Linked DNA regions of Homo sapiens: region 2 is linked to region 1. The links are chromatin contacts, found by Hi-C or POLR2A ChIA-PET in ENCODE. All regions are on one chromosome and are shown on one strand. Each heading gives the region's core, a stretch centred on a gene start or an enhancer-like site at or near the end of the contact. The rest is flanking DNA. Distances are from core to core; before and after follow the strand shown. Region 1 has its middle 150 kb from the start of NCOR2. Region 2 overlaps SCARB1 (scavenger receptor class B member 1).

What was found. A loop is a pair of places that touch in the nucleus more often than their neighbours do. ChIA-PET counts read pairs that join two places held with the same protein, here RNA polymerase II (POLR2A). Pooled maps may share reads with other maps.
Region 2: a loop to region 1 is called in a pooled map, with 2.4 times the contacts of the local background. The contact joins two enhancer-like sites. A Hi-C loop is called at or near these places in 1 of 50 pooled maps. POLR2A ChIA-PET finds 5 or more read pairs at or near these places in 2 of 52 experiments (A673 and Panc1).

Annotation. Positions count from the first base shown.
Region 1 is chr12:124,709,399-124,716,974 of GRCh38, forward strand. No RefSeq gene overlaps it. Among named protein-coding and RNA genes, the nearest start is that of NCOR2, 150 kb to the left of the region's middle. RefSeq lists enhancers at 3,443-4,088, 4,089-4,733. Within about 2 kb of position 4,418, at least 25 of the 41 ENCODE cell types and tissues checked have a DNase peak (open chromatin) inside an H3K27ac peak, as active enhancers do.
Region 2 is chr12:124,824,436-124,832,011 of GRCh38, forward strand. All of the region lies in intron 1 of SCARB1 (scavenger receptor class B member 1), which reads right to left. Among named protein-coding and RNA genes, the nearest start is that of SCARB1, 36 kb to the right of the region's middle. RefSeq lists enhancers at 170-891, 892-1,613, 3,682-3,861. Within about 2 kb of position 4,341, at least 11 of the 41 ENCODE cell types and tissues checked have a DNase peak (open chromatin) inside an H3K27ac peak, as active enhancers do.

The sequences.
Region 1 (7,576 bases), core at 3,168-5,667:
CCTCCGTCCCTCCCTCCTCACTCCTGTGCATGTCCCAGTCCTTCCACAGTTGTCTTCATCAACAATAGATCATGCAGTAAAAAACCACTTTCTCGTTCTAACGGGTTAAACTCATTCTTTCAAATATTTGCTGATACCTGGCTGACATTATCACTTCACAATTTATCTAGGACAACCAGACCCCCTGGAAGTCCCTGTGTCTTTAGGGAGATTTTTTTTTTTACCACCAATATTGCCTAAAGACAGATGTGCTATTTTATCTTTTTCTAGCACATATTACAATAAATGTGTGACTACGGAAATTAAAAGACAAAAGTTGAACGGTGCACCAGTTAAAATTGTCCTGAGTACCACCCAGGGAACACTAACTACCAGCTGGGAACACAGCTCTAACCAGTCCTGGGAGAGCTAGGTTCTATGACCCCATCTTCCTCCACAGGTCAGCCAAACCAGAACATTCCAGACACTTCTGAGTGTATCCTGTGACCTTAATAATAAATTTTGAGCACTGATGCTCATGATATAAATATTTCTAACTTGTAAATTGTGGACATGGCTTCTACATTCCTTAGCTGTTTTCTTCTTACTCGGCTAGTCTTCCCCCTACAGGGGGATTTTTAAGCCACATGTCCATTTTGTGAGGATGACTCTCTTTAAAATCTTTTATTAAGATTTTTTTTTTCACTCTGTTGCCCAGGCTGGAGTGCAGTGGCGCAATCACAGCTCACTGCAGCCTTGAACTCTTGGGCCCAAGGGATCTTCCCATCTCAGCATCCCAAGTAGAATAGATGGGACTATAGGCACACACCACCACACCTGGCTAATTTTTTAATTTTTTGGAGAGACAAGGTCCCACTATGTTGGCCAGGCTGGTCTTGAACTCCTGGCCCCAAACAATCTTCCTGCCTCGGTCTCCCATAGTGCTGGGATTACAGGCGTGAGCCATTGCACTGGGCCTGAGGGTTATTTTAGTTAACACCAGATGCCCTCATCCTTAGAGTCGCAGGGCCAGTCAGGTTCATACTGCAATGCACTGCTATTTGCTGACAAGTACTGAGGACACCACCCCCATCCCAGGTGCTCGTGGAAGGAAAATAAACAGCAAGCACTTACTGAGCAGGAGCTATGCACTAGGGCCTGTTCTAAGCGCTTTACACCAGCTAGCTCACTTAATCCCCGCCACAGCCCAGGAGGCCATTATCCCATTTTAGGACTGAAGTTCAGAGAGGCTGAGAAACCTGGCCAAAGCCCCAGAGCTGTCAAAGACAGCTGCTAGCTCCTTGTGTCCTCCCAGGGCAGAAAAAGGGCTTAGAGAGCTCTCTGGGGTCCCTTTTATAAGGGACTGGTCCCATCGTGAGAGATCTACTCTCACGACCTAACCACCCCTCAAAGGCCCCACCCTCTAAGGCCATCACATCGGGGCCAGGGTCTCAACATATGAATTTGTTGTGAGGGGTTGCACAAACATTCAGTCCATTGCACATATTGTATCAAAAATACGTAACTTTAGGCTGGGCGTGGTGGCTCACTCCTGTAATCCCAGCATTTTGGGAGGCCAAGGCAGGAGGATTGCTTGAGGCCAGGGGTTCAAGATCAGCCTGGCAAACATAGTAAAACCCCCATCTCTAAAAAAAAAAAAAAAAAAAAAACTTAATTAGCTGGGAATAGTAGCACACACCTAGTCCCAGCTACTCAGGAGGCTGTGGTGGGAGGATCACTTGAATACACGAATTCGAGGCTGCAGTGAGCTATGATCGTGCCACTGCACTCCAGCCTGGGCAACAGAGCAAGACCTTGCCTCAAAAAAAAAAAAAAGTAACTTTAATTGGCAATATCAAGTGTTGATGAGGATTTAAAGGTGGGAGAGTAAATTGTTACAATCATTTTGGAAAATTGTCGCCAGCTACTGAATCCAAGAACATGACTACTCTGTGGTCCAGTAATCCCATTCCCAGATACACTCCCAAGAAAAATGGGGGTATCCGTTCATCAGAGGACATGGATAAGAACCTCTACACCACCTCGATCTGTAATAGCCCCACACTGAAAACAATCCAAACATCCGTCAGCTCTAGAATGAAAAACAAACGACGACCTATTCATGTAATTGAAAACTGCACAGAAATTAGCAAGCACGAGCTGCAGCTTCCGGACAGCGAGAGCAACCCTCACTGGAGGATATGCAGATGAGGCCAGACACCGAGGGGTGAGAGTTCACGCACTGTGTGAGGCTCTGGAACAGCAGAGAGGGTCTGTGGGGATAGAGCCTCTATCATGGTTACCCCTGGAGGATGGGGCACAAGGGAACTCTTGGATGATAGGAACCTTCCACGTCCTGGTCTGAGTACTAACGCCAAGGTGGAAATGTGCAGACGTCTGTCACAATCCATCACTCACGGAAGATTTCTGCAGCTTACCATGCATCCATACATTCCACGCATTGTTCCTCTGTCGTGTTTTTTTTTTTTTTTTTTTTAAAGACAGAGTTTCGCTCTGTTGCCCAGGCTGGAGTGCAGTGGCGCGATCTCGACTTACTGCAAACTCCGTCTCCAGGCTTCAAGCGATTTTCCTGCCTCAGCCTCCCAACTAGCTGGGATTACAGGCGCCCGTCACCATGCCTGGCTAAATTTTGTATTTCTAATAGAGATGGGGTTTTGCCATGTTGGCCAGGCTGGTCTAGTACTCCTGGCCTCAGGTGATCCACCTTCCTCGGCCTCCCAAAGTGCTAGGCTTACAGGCGTGAGCCACCTCGCCCAGCACGTAGATTTTTTCTCAATGTGTAACTTTGGCAGCTAGGGTCTCCGTCAGCGTGTTGAGATGCTCGCATTAAGAGGGGCGTGAATTAGCTGGGTGCGGTAGCTCAAGCCTGTAGTCCCAGCACTTTGGGAGGCTGACAGGTGGGAAGATCACTTGAGGCCAGGAGTTCAAGACCAGCCTGGGCAACATAGTGAGACCCCTGTCCCTACAAAAAAAAATTAATTAATTAGCTGGGCATAGCGGCACAAACCTGTGGTCCCAGCTACTTGAGAGGCTGAGGATAGCTTGAACCCAGGAGTTCGAGGCTGCTGTGAGCTACGATCATGCCACTGCACTCCAGGCAGGGTGACAGTGAGACCCTGTATCTAAAAAATTAAATTAAAAAAAAAATTTTTTTTTGAAACAGAATCTCACTCTGTCACCCAGGCTGGAGTGCAGTGTTGCGATCTCAGCTCACTGCCATGTCTGCCTCCCGGGTTCAAGTGATTCTTCTGTCTCAGCCTCCTGAGTAGCGAGATTACAGGCGTCCGCCACCAATGCCCAGCTAATTTTTGTATTTTTAGTAGAGATGGGGTTTCACCATGTTGGCCAGGATGAACTCAAACTCCTAACCTCAAGTGATCTGCCTGCCTCAACCTCCCAAAGTGCTGGGATTTAAAATTATTTTTTATTATAAAAAAGAGGGGCACGAGAGAAGGGACGCAATTGTGGAAACTGCACACTTAGGTCCTCACCCTCACTAGTTGAGCGCAATGGCCTGGCCATTGGCTGGGTATCGAAGTTTCTCTCTCTCCAAAGACGCAGAGTCGAATTAGTGTGAGTGACATGTGTTTGACAGGTGTCCAGCTCATCATGTAGACAGGCCAAGCCTTCCGGCTGGGAAGTGCTAGGCGTGGGGCAGCTCTGCACCCCTGTCTCTGCTCTGCCGCTCGCAAGCTCTGTGACCTTGGGGAATTCACTCAACGTTCCTGAGCCTCCATTTCCTTCTCTGTAGAATGGGGATGACGGCAGCAGTGACATCACAGTTTCGGCGAGAATTCCAAGAGATCGTGTGTGCGCGCGTGCTAGTCATTCATCCCATGCATATTTGTTGAGCCTGACTGTGTATCAGGAAGGGTGGGTCCAGCCGTGACAAAACAGGCACAGCCCCAGGCCTTGGGTGCTTTCTAGGGGGAAGTAGACAAGAAGCCCAAGAAGTCAGCACATGCCGGGGGTGTCAGAAGGTGAGAAGTACTGGGGGTAGCAAAGCAGGGAAGGCAGGAGGAACGGGGAGATGCAGGGCACTCCTGGCACCACCCGGATTCCCCTGCTGGCCCCCTTCCACCCTGAGCACCGCCGGGGGTGACTGCCTTCATCCAAGTGGGAGTGTCTCCCAGGCCACAGCCAGTGACCAAAACAGACTGACACGGGGAGCAGGACGGAGGGGAGGGCAGAAGCCTGGCCCCCTGAGAGGAAGGACTAGGAAAGATTCTGGTGCACAGGCATTCACAGCAGCACCAGTCACAATGGCCAAAAGGTAGGAACAGCCCAAGTGCCCATCAGGAGATGACAAATAACACGAGGGGCGCCTCCATGCAGGGGATATTGTTGAGCCGTGAAGAGGAATGCCACTCCTGTGAACTCAACTTGCTCTGAAAAGTAAAGTCTATTCAAAATGAAAGTGCGGCGGGAAGGAAGGAAATTCTGACTCAGGCTCTAACGTAAATGAACTTTGAAGACACGATGCTAAGTGAAAGTAGCCAGATGCATGATTCCGGTTAAATAAAGTGCCTAGAGCAGGCGGATTCACAGAGACAGACAGTACGTTAGCGCTTACCAGGGGCTGGGGGACGGGAATGACAGTTATTGCTTAATGGGGACAGAGTCTGCTTGGAGTGATGAAAACCTTTCAGAACAGGAGAGTGGTGATGGTCAAGCAACACTGTGAATGTCCTTAATACCACTGAATTGTACCTTTAAAAATGGCTAAAGTGGTACATTTTATGTTATGTGTATTTTACCACAATTGAAAATAAAGCAAGGCTGGATGCAGTGGCTCACGCCTGTAATCCTGGCAGTTTGGGAGGCCAAAGCAGGAAGATTGCTTGAGGCCAGGAGTTAAAGACCAGCCTGGGCAACATAGTGAGACCTAGTCTCTACAAAAAATAAAAAAATTAGCCAGGCACAGTGGTACACTCCTGTAGTCCCAACTACTCAGGAGGCTGAGGCAGGAGAATCGCTTGATCCTTGGAGGTGGAGGCTGCAGTGAGCTGTGATGGTACCATTGCACTCCAGCCTGGGCAAGAGAGTGAAACCCTGTCTCAAAAATAATGCAAAAAACAAAAAACAAAACACACACACACACACACACACACACATCCTGACCCACCTGGCTACAGATGGGACAAACCCTGGTGGAGTTCACATATCAGAGCCCCCCGTGGGTCCAGGCTGAGGCCGCCCTCCCTCCCTCTCCTGTAAAAACCTCTCTCTCTGGCTCTGCTTCTGGGGCCCTGGATCTAGGTCAGGAGGGCTGTGATTTAAAACAAGGTGCCAGGGAGGCCTGGTTGTGGCGGTGAATCCTGAAAGGGAGCCATCAGCAACTTAATGAGAAATAGACGAAACCCTGTTCTCAGCCGGGCGCGGTGGCTCACACCTGTAATCCCGGCACTTTGAGAGGCCAAGGCAGGTGGATCACTTGAGATCAGGAGTTTGAGACCAGCCTGGCAGATGTGGTGAAATCCTGTCTCTATTAAAAATACAAAAATTAGCTGGGTGTAGTGGCGCGTTTCTGTAATCCCAGCTACCCAGGAGGCTGAGGCACGAGAATCACTTGAACCCGGGAGGCGGAGTTTGCAGTGAGCCAAGATCATGCTACTGCACTCCAGCCTGGGCAACAAGAGCGAGACTCCATCTCAAAAAAATAAATAAATAAAATAAAAAAAGAAAGAAAGAAATCCTGTTCCCGAGACAAAGAAAGAAAGACGGAAGAAAGAAGGAAAGAAAGAGAGAGAGAAAGAGAGAAAGAAAGAAAGGAAGGAAAGGAAAGGAAAGGAAAGGAAAGGAAAGGAAAGGAAAGGAAAGGAAAGGAAAGGAAAGGGAAAGAAAGAAAAAGAAAGAAAGAAAGAAAGAGATCCTGTTCCTGAGACAAGGGGACCGAGGTACAGAGAGGAGCTTTGCCTGGGCCACAATTGTACAGGGTGATGGCACAGGGGGCACACGGGGCACAGATTGCAACTCCTGCCTCCCTGTCCCCTTCTCTCCACATGGCAGGCTTGGGCTGGCTGCTTAGGGTTAGAGGCAGAAGCCTCTTTTGCAGGGACCTTCAGAAGTGGCAGAGGATCTGGTTTGAGAGACAACAGACAGGAACAAATGGCTGGAATATTGAGCCTCAGGACATTCCTGCTCTGTGGGCCCTGCCCTGAAGGCCTTGGCTTATTAAACCCATAGATAGCCCACGCCTAACGGGAGCTCTGACCTCACAGACTGTGGCCACCGCGGCCACCATGATCTCGCCTGCTGCTCAGCGTTTGCCTGGGAGCTACCAGGCTCATGTTGCACCCACAGGAGCTGGGAGCCCATTGCAGGGCCCGGCTGGGCGTGGCGGGAAGTCGAATTTTCTTGGTGTCTAGAGAGTGAGTAGTGAGCAGAGGTGTCTCAAGACACACAACTCCAGGTTTCATTATCTGCCCTCGATGCCGGAATAATCACTGTGTACACACAGTGTGGGATCCCAAACAGTGCTGACTGTGTCCCCTGCTCAAAGTGCTGGCTGATGACAGGGATGTTGCATTGAAATAATTATGGCTTCCGCCTGTGAAGAGGTGGGAGGAGAGGAAGAGAGAAGATCCCAGCAGGAGTCGGCAAAGAGAACAATCTGCTTTCTTGCAGAGACAAAGCAGCCACCCTTGACTAGGGGGTCTGCAGTGGCTCCAGAAAGACCCCAGCTTCTTCACCACTAGGAACAAGACTCTTGGTCAGAAGAGGCCAAGAAAGAGACATAGACCCTGTTCTACCAAGGGCTGCCGAGGGGTGGCTGGAGGCTTCGGGGTGTCCCGTAGAATAGTAGAGTGTGGACTGTAAAGGTTGCCACAATGTCTCAAATATCGGCCTCTCTAACCTACTGCTGCTGCTGTTGACAGGAGGAAGCAGGGAGAAGGGAGCACTGTGTCTTGAGCACTTCCCGTGTGCCCAGCACAGTGCTGGGGGCTTTACTGGATGTCTTTTATGGAGCTCTAGCTGTATGCTCAAACATTCCATAGTTATCTATTGAGCACCTACTATGTGCTGCTTGACAACCAACCACAGAACCTCAACGTGTACAACAATCACTATGTACCTGGCTGGTGTGTTAGCAGGGCGGCTGGCGCTGGCTGATCTAGGCTGGCTCGCCCGCCGGGCTCTGCTGACCTCACCTGGATTCACCCAGCTGCTGCAGGTCGGCTGATCTAGGTGTGGCTCAGCCCCACATATCTCTCATCCACTCTGTGGGACCAGTGGCCACTCAGCACATTCTCCTTATGGCAAAGGAGGAGGAGCAAAAAAGCAAACATAGTCAATGGAGGTCCCTAGACACGCATGCTCAGACCTGGCACACACTCGTGTCAGCTTCGTGCTTTTGGTTAAAGCCAAAGTCAAGGAGTAGAAAAACAAACTTCACCTCCACAATGGGAGGAACTGAGAGGGTGCAAACACAGGGCAGGAGGAAGGATGAGGTCAATTCTGCAATACGGAGCCCTCACGTACTGCATTCCAATGGGTGCCACTTGCCCGAAGAGGCCATTGTTTATTAGACGCCAGGTGTGGGCACTCGTTCACGCATTCTGCTAATGTGCACTGA
Region 2 (7,576 bases), core at 3,091-5,590, 110 kb after region 1:
GAACTAGATCGTGGTAACGATTGCGCAACCTTGCGAACGCACTAAATGCCACTAAACTGTACATTTGTAAATGGTTTTGGTGAATTTTACGTTAACTGGATCTTAATCACAATTTCAAAAAGAAAGATTAACTCCAAATTAAAATGAGATATCATTTCCCAGTAGATGAGCAAAAATTAGGACATCCAAGAAAACAACTACAGGCAAAGATGTTTGGAAACAGGACCGCTGTGCACAGCGGGGGTCAGGCCACTGGGGAGTCGGGACAGTTTCTAATCGGGTCAGGTGTGAGCAAAGCCCCATGGTCTGTGGGTTCCCTGTTCAGACATGGTGCAGAGCACCAGCTTCCCAGCTCCTGCCAGGCTAGGGCCACGACCTGCACACCCACCAGAAGCCTCATGAGGGAATACGCACCTTCCCAGCATGATGCAACTTACGTTATGACTCCATTATTCGCCCCTCTGGTATTCTATCCTATTCCATTCTGTTTTTAAAATGCTGATCCCAGGCCAGGTGCAGTGGCTCACGCCTGTAATCCCAGCACTTTGGGAGGCTGGGGCGGGCAAATCATGAGGTCAGGAGATCGAGATCATCCTGGCCAACACAGTGAAACCCTGTCTCTACTAACAATACAAAAAAATTAGCCAGGCGTGGTGGCAGATGCCTGTAGTCCCAGCTACTCGGGTGGCTGAGGCAGGAGAATCGCTTGAATCCAGGAGGCGGAGGTTGCAGCGAGCCAAAATTGCGCCACTGCACTCCAGCCTGGGCAACAGAGCGAGACTCCATCTCAAAAAAAAAAAAAAAAAAAAAAAGCTGATCCCCACCCACCCCACTTATTTCACAACCCACAATCTGATCACATCTGACAGTTTGAAAACTCTGCCCTAGAAAGATTCTCCTAAGTGTGCAAGAAAGCGCCAGAAGAATTGTCAGACCTCAAAAAAAGAACAGAGGGCCAGGCACGGGGGCTCACGCCTGTGATCCCAACACTTTGGGAGGCCGAGGCGGGTGGATCACTTGAGGTCAGGAGTTCCAGACCAGCCGGGCCAACATGGTGCAACCCCGTCTCTACTAAAACTACAAAAATTACCCAAGCACGGTGACATGCACCTGTAGTCCCAGCTACTCGGGAGGCTGAGGTGGGAGAATCGCTTGAGCCCAGGAGGCGGAGGTTGCAGTGAGCCGAGATCACACCATTGCACTCCAACCTGGGTGACAGAGCGAGACCCTGCCTTGAAAAACAACAGAGAGCCCAGCCAGGTTCTCAGTCAAAGATAAGCTGGGCTTCTGCACACGGTGGCTGCACAGTGAGTAAACGCCATCGACTTGCAGATATCTCAAAGGCAGAATCTTGACAGAAGGACAAATACTGCAGGACAAATACTTCCAGATTTGTCTTTTAGAGGTGAGGAATCTGAAGACATTGAATACACAGAGAGTTGAATGGTGCTTACGGGGCGGAGGCTGGGGAGGTGGGGAGATGCAGGTCACAGGGCGCAAAGCTGCAGTCATGTGGGATGGGTGGTCTGGAGGTTGCATGCACAACACGAGGACTGTGATTAATACTGTACTGTATACTGGAAGCAGATTTCAGGTGCTCTCACCACTAAAAACAAAGAGGTGGCCGGGACTCATGCCTGTAATCCCAGCACTTTGGGAGGCCGAGGTGGGAGGATCGCTTGAGGTCAGGAGTTTGAGAACAACCTGGGCAACATAGGGAGCCCATCTCTATAAAAAATACAAAAATTAGCCAGGCACAGTGGCGCGCACCTATGGTCCCAGCTACTCAGGAGGCTTAAGTGGGAGGATCACTTGAGCCTGAGAGTTCAAGGCTGCAGTGAACCGTGATCACCCCACTGCACTCTAGCCTGGGTGACAGAGCGAGACCCTGTCTCAAAAAAAAAAAAAAAAAAAGAGGTGACTATATGAGGAGATACATATGTTAATCTGCTTAACTGTAGTAATCATTTCACTATGTGTGTGTATATAGCAAAACAGCATTTGGATGCCTTAAATATACATAATTTTTATTATTTATTTATTTTGAAACAGAGTCTCGCTCAGTTGCCCAGGCTGGAAAGCCTTGACTTCCCGATCTCCCCAGATCAAGCAATCCTCTCACCTCAGCCTCCTGAGTAGCTGGGACTACAAGGCACATACCACCACGCCCGGCTATTTTTTTATTTTTTTATTTTTTTGCTTTTAGTAGAGACAAGGTCTCACTATGTTGCCCAGGCTGGTCTTGAACTCCTGAGCTCAAGAGATCCACTCGCTTCAGCCTCCCAAAGTGCTGGGATTATAGGTGTCAGCCACTGCACCTGGCCTCAATTTTTATTTTTAAAGAAAAAAAAATCTTGAGTGAAGAAAAGGCTAAAGAAAGAAACAATTGACATGGGCCTCTTGATGTGAATTTTCCAAACACATGAAATAATACTCTATATTCTTTCTGAAGACAAACCCATGTGGAAATGTAGAAAAACATTCAGGGAAATGATACCTGCAAACAATCTCAGGAGAGGGCTGGGGGCTGGGGATGTGGGGAAAGCTTTAACTGTCATTGTGAACATGTTATTTCTTGAAAATAACATACGAGCCACCGTCCGAACATTGGCCTACAAGCCCCTCTGCCTGGTCTGGCCCCTGTGTTCTCTCTGGCCCCACATCCAACTGTAGCAGGACAAGTCACAGACAAAACTCCTCAGACACCGGATTAAAGAAGGAAGAGGTTTTTATTCGGCCGGGAGCATCGGCAGACTCGCGTCTTAAGAGCCGAGCTCCCCGAAAAAGAAATTCCTAGCCCTTTTAAGGGCTTACAACTCTAAGGGGTCCATGTGAAAGGGTCATAATAGATCGAGTAAGTGTGAGGAACGTGACTGGGGGCTACATACATCAGCTAACAGAACAAAAAGTTTTACAGTGCTTTCTCATACAACGTCTGGAATTTACAGATAACACCAGTAGTTTTGGTCAGGGGTTAATATTATTATTATTATTATTATTTTAACCACCAGGGCCAGGTGGTGGCGCCAAGGTCGTCTAGCTATTTATCTTACTTCTGTTTCTTTCCATCTTTTTGCTTTCTCCCTTTTCTCCTGTCTTATAAACTAGGGAAAAGGGGAGGCTGGGGAGAAGCTGGGAAGGACAACAGCAGAAGCGGTGGTCTCATTCCACAACCACTGTCTGTTACTCAGCCCAGCCCCACAGCCTCCTTGCTATCCTGTCCAAGAGGCCACGCTCCTGCCCCAGGGCCTTTGCACCCACTGCTTCCTCCTAAACACGTGGTCAAATCCCTCACCCCTTCGAATCTCTGCTTACATGCCCCCTTCTCAGAAGGCTCATCCAACCTGCCCCTAAAACTCCTGACCTCCCGACCTGCCGTGTTGTTTCCATGCTGCTTGTGGCCTTCGAGCACACGGTATAATTAGCTTATCAGGTTTATTGCTGTCCATCTGTATCACCTGCCTGGCCATAAACCCACAAGGGCAAGATCCTCAGCTGCTTTGTTTGGCGATGTGTCTGTCCTCAGGGCCTGGGACAGCTCTTGGCACCTTGCAGGAGCTCTGTAAATATTTTCTGGGTGAATGAGCAAAAGTGAGACCTGAAACCATATAATCAACGTGGAAATGTCTAGCGGGTGGTAACGCTAGTCCTCCTTTGTGTGTTTTAAACAGCTCATACTTAAGAAGGGATTTTTTTTTTTTTAAATACACAGAGAGTACCGCCTGTTTAGGCCGGGGCAACAACTCGGTAAATGTGTGATGGATGAGATGAAGATTTCATAGACATTAATTTTTAGCATTCTCTTCCTACCACCCACAGCACTCTCCCCTGCACCTGGAGAGGCCCCTGACCTCCAAACCTAACACCCCGCTCGCCCAGGTGCCACCTCCTCCATGAAGCCCACTGGAACGACCTCGGCCTACAGTGAGGCTGCTCTGACCTCATTGGGATTGCAGTTCATGCCCTGTACAATCATCCGCCCCATGCTAGATGCTATGCTAGGAATTTAAAGACACAGGGATGAACACGATGGGGCCCCTGCCCTGAGACGCCCCTGCCCTCAGACACCAGGGGAGCAGAATCGTCTGGACGATCTGCCCGGCCCTGTTCAGGTAGCGAAACACTTCCACCTACTTCACCTCTTAAATTCTCAATGGCTCATCTCATCGAAGCAGACACTGAGGCTCCAAAGCCAAATGCCTGACCAAGGTCACAGGAGCAGGGAGAGACAGAGCCCCAGGCTCCGTATCCACGTCTAGGCCTGTGCCCTCACGCTTCTCTCCTAGGCCATCCCCGCTGGGCTCCTTGCACGGGAGCTTCACAAATGAATCATTAACTTGACCTGGCCACTGAATTGCAAGGTCTAATTCCTCCTCCTATGAGAAGAGAAAACAGGCTTCCAAGAAACACACCTCTGACCAAATGAGCCAAGAAGCCAATTTGCCCAGACGAAGCCTAGTTCTGGGACAAGGCCAGGCCCTGCCCACTCTGGACCAGCAGTCAGTGGCTGACTACACTCTCAATCCCAGGGCTCCAGGCATCCCCAGCTCCATGGGGCCTTAAGATGCAGGAACAACTACGACACAGGCTAATCCAATCTGGGACTTGGGAACACCACACCCTTGGCTCATGTTCCAACTTCTTTTGATTTTTAAAGGACTAAGGTAAGAAGACTAAAATAAAAGGTTTTTACAAGAAACCCACGCTTGTAAGTTGCTTAAGCGAAGAGGTTGAGTCATTCCTGAGTCCTCCATTTTCCTCCCACCTAGCACCCTCCATCAGCAAGGCTGGGCTGCTCTCGCTTTAAAGCATGCCTCAAATCCATCCACTTCTCTCCAACACCATCCTGGCCCCCATCCTGGCTTGTATGGATGGGTGCCGTAGTTTCCCCGCTGTTTTCCTGCCTCTGCTCTTGCCCCCCGCCCCGTTCTCCCCACAGAATCCAAGTTATCCTTTTAAGATTAAAGTCAGAGCATGTCATTCTGCTCAAACCTCCCCCATGCCTCCCTATTTATCTCAGAATAGAATCTAAATTCCTGACAGTGACCTATGAGGTCTTGCACAACCCAGCTCCCTATAGTCACTCCAGTCTCCTCCCCCATTCCTATCTGCCTCGCTCACTCTGCTCCAGCCACACTGGCCTTGCTGTGCTCCTGAGCCACCAGGCAAGTTTCTGCCACAGGGCCTTTGCACTGACTCTTTGCTCCTCCAGGGGCAATCTTTCCCCTGATGCCCACAAAAGTGAGCCCCTCACTTCTCAAGTCTAAAGTCACTTTCTCCGTGAGACCTTCCCTGAGCAATTTTCAATCCCTTAACCATCTCTATTGAGCCCCACTGTATGGCAGGCTCTGCTCTAGGCCTGGGCACTTCAATAGTGAACAAAATGGATGAAAATACCATTCTTCCTAAAGCAGCCCTTCCCCCATCACATTATATTCATCACCCTGTTTTATCTCCCTGACATTATCAATATCTGAAATTTCTATGTAGTTGTTGATAAGTCCCCCTTCCTGCTGCCCGGAATTCAGTCACAATGGATGGAGCTAGAGCAGCCATCTTGGATCATGAGGCACCCTTAAGAATGAAAGCCACACATGAAGAAGGGCGGAGCAGAATAGGAGATAGGAGAAAGGATTCCTGTGACTTCCTGGAGCCACCCACCAGCCCTGGGTGGCTTAGTCATCAGAGAAATGTCCACTGGACTCACAGTGAGATCCCATGCCATACACCAGAATGGCTACAATGAAAAAGACTGACAATAACAAGTGCTGGTGAGGATGTGGAGCAGCCAGAGTGCTCACACATTGCTGGTGGAAGTGCATTAGTGCAGTCACTGTGGAATATACTTTTTCTACCAAAGCTGGACGTTCACCCTACAATATAGCAATCCCACCCCCAGTATTTGTCCCAGAAAAATGAAAGCATGCACCCACACAAAGATTATCCACAAATGCTCATAGCAGCCGTACCCATAACAGCCCAAAACTGGAAACAACACAAATGTCTACAAGCAAGTGAATGCATGACAAATGGGGACACACTCATACCATGGAATGCTACCCAGAGACAAAAGGGAATGACCAATTGAGACACACAATGACAGGGTAAATCACACACAGGGACCACGTGCATGAGTCCATATAAGTGACGTCCCGGGGAATGGCAAAACCAATCCATGGGGATAGAGGTGGGGGCAGCAGGACCTCAGGGGTGGATACTGACAGGGAGGGGTGCGGGGGAGGCGTTTACACTTGGTATAGGGGGTCATTACAAGCGTGCATACCTAGGTGAAAATCCATCAACCTCTAACCGAAATTGTGCACTTTTCTTAATGCATTTGATACTTCAATTTTTAAAAAGAAAAAAATTAAAGCAAAAAAAATTTTTTCTTTTTTCAGACAGAGTCTCACTCTGTCGCCCAGGCTGGAGTGCAGTGGTGTGATCTCAGCTCACTGCAACCTCCACCTCCCAGGTTCAAGCAATTCTCCTGCCTCAGCCTCCAGAATAGCTGGGACTACAGGCATACGCCACCATGCCCAGCTGATTTTTTTTTTTTTTTAGACGGAGTTTTGCTCTGTCACCCAGGCTGGAGTGCAGTGGCGCGATCTCGGCTCACTGCAACCTCTGCCTCCCGGGTTCAAGCAATTCTCCTGCCTCAGCCCCCCAAGTAGCTGGGATTACAGATGCCCGCCACCACACCTGGCTAATTTTTGTATTTTTTTAAGTAGAGACGGGGTTTTGCCAAATTGGCCAGGCTGGTCTCAAACTCCTGACCTCAGGTGATCTGCCTGCCTCGGCCTCCCAAAGTGCTAGGATTACAGGCATGAGCCACCGCGCCTGGACTGATTTTTGTATTTTTGACAGAAATGGGGTTTTACCATGTCGGCCAGGCTGAGGTCTCCAACTCCTGACCTCAGGTGATCGGCCCACCTTGGCCTCCCAAAGTGCTGGGATTACAGACGTGAGCCACTGCGCCTGGCCTAAAGCAAAAAATTATTGATCCAGGGTTGGGTACTCTTCAGATGTTCAATACACCCTCAAGTGGTGTCGCTAATAAGAGAGCACCTACAGCCACCAAGGCCCAATCAGGGTCCCAGTGCCCCGTCAAATCTGATTTCTGAAGCAGAGCAGCGAGGCCAGCCAGGAGACCACCAGGGGCCCTGGAGAGACGTGAGAGGTCTGGGGTCCCCTCTTTACCAGCAAAGGGGCTCTGTCCACTCCCTGTCCCCTCAACCCCCTGCCCATCCTCCACCTACCAGCAGGCGCCTGATACAACTTCCTGTGCCTGTTTCTTTACCTGTAACAAGGAATAAAGAATAGGACCCATGCAGCAGGGACAGGTCATGTTGACATAATGTGCTGGGAACAGCCCTTCGTCACTGCGATCTTCCTTCCAAAACCCGGAACTAGGGCCTAATCAATAGAAGAACAACAGACAAATCCCAGCAGAGGGGCGTCCTGCAAAATTCCTAGCCGGTGCTCAGGAACGCAATCCAGGTCATCCAAAGCCAGGAAAGTCTGAGAACCCACAGAGACCAGAGGATCCTAAGGCAACGTGAGGGACAAACGCAATGTG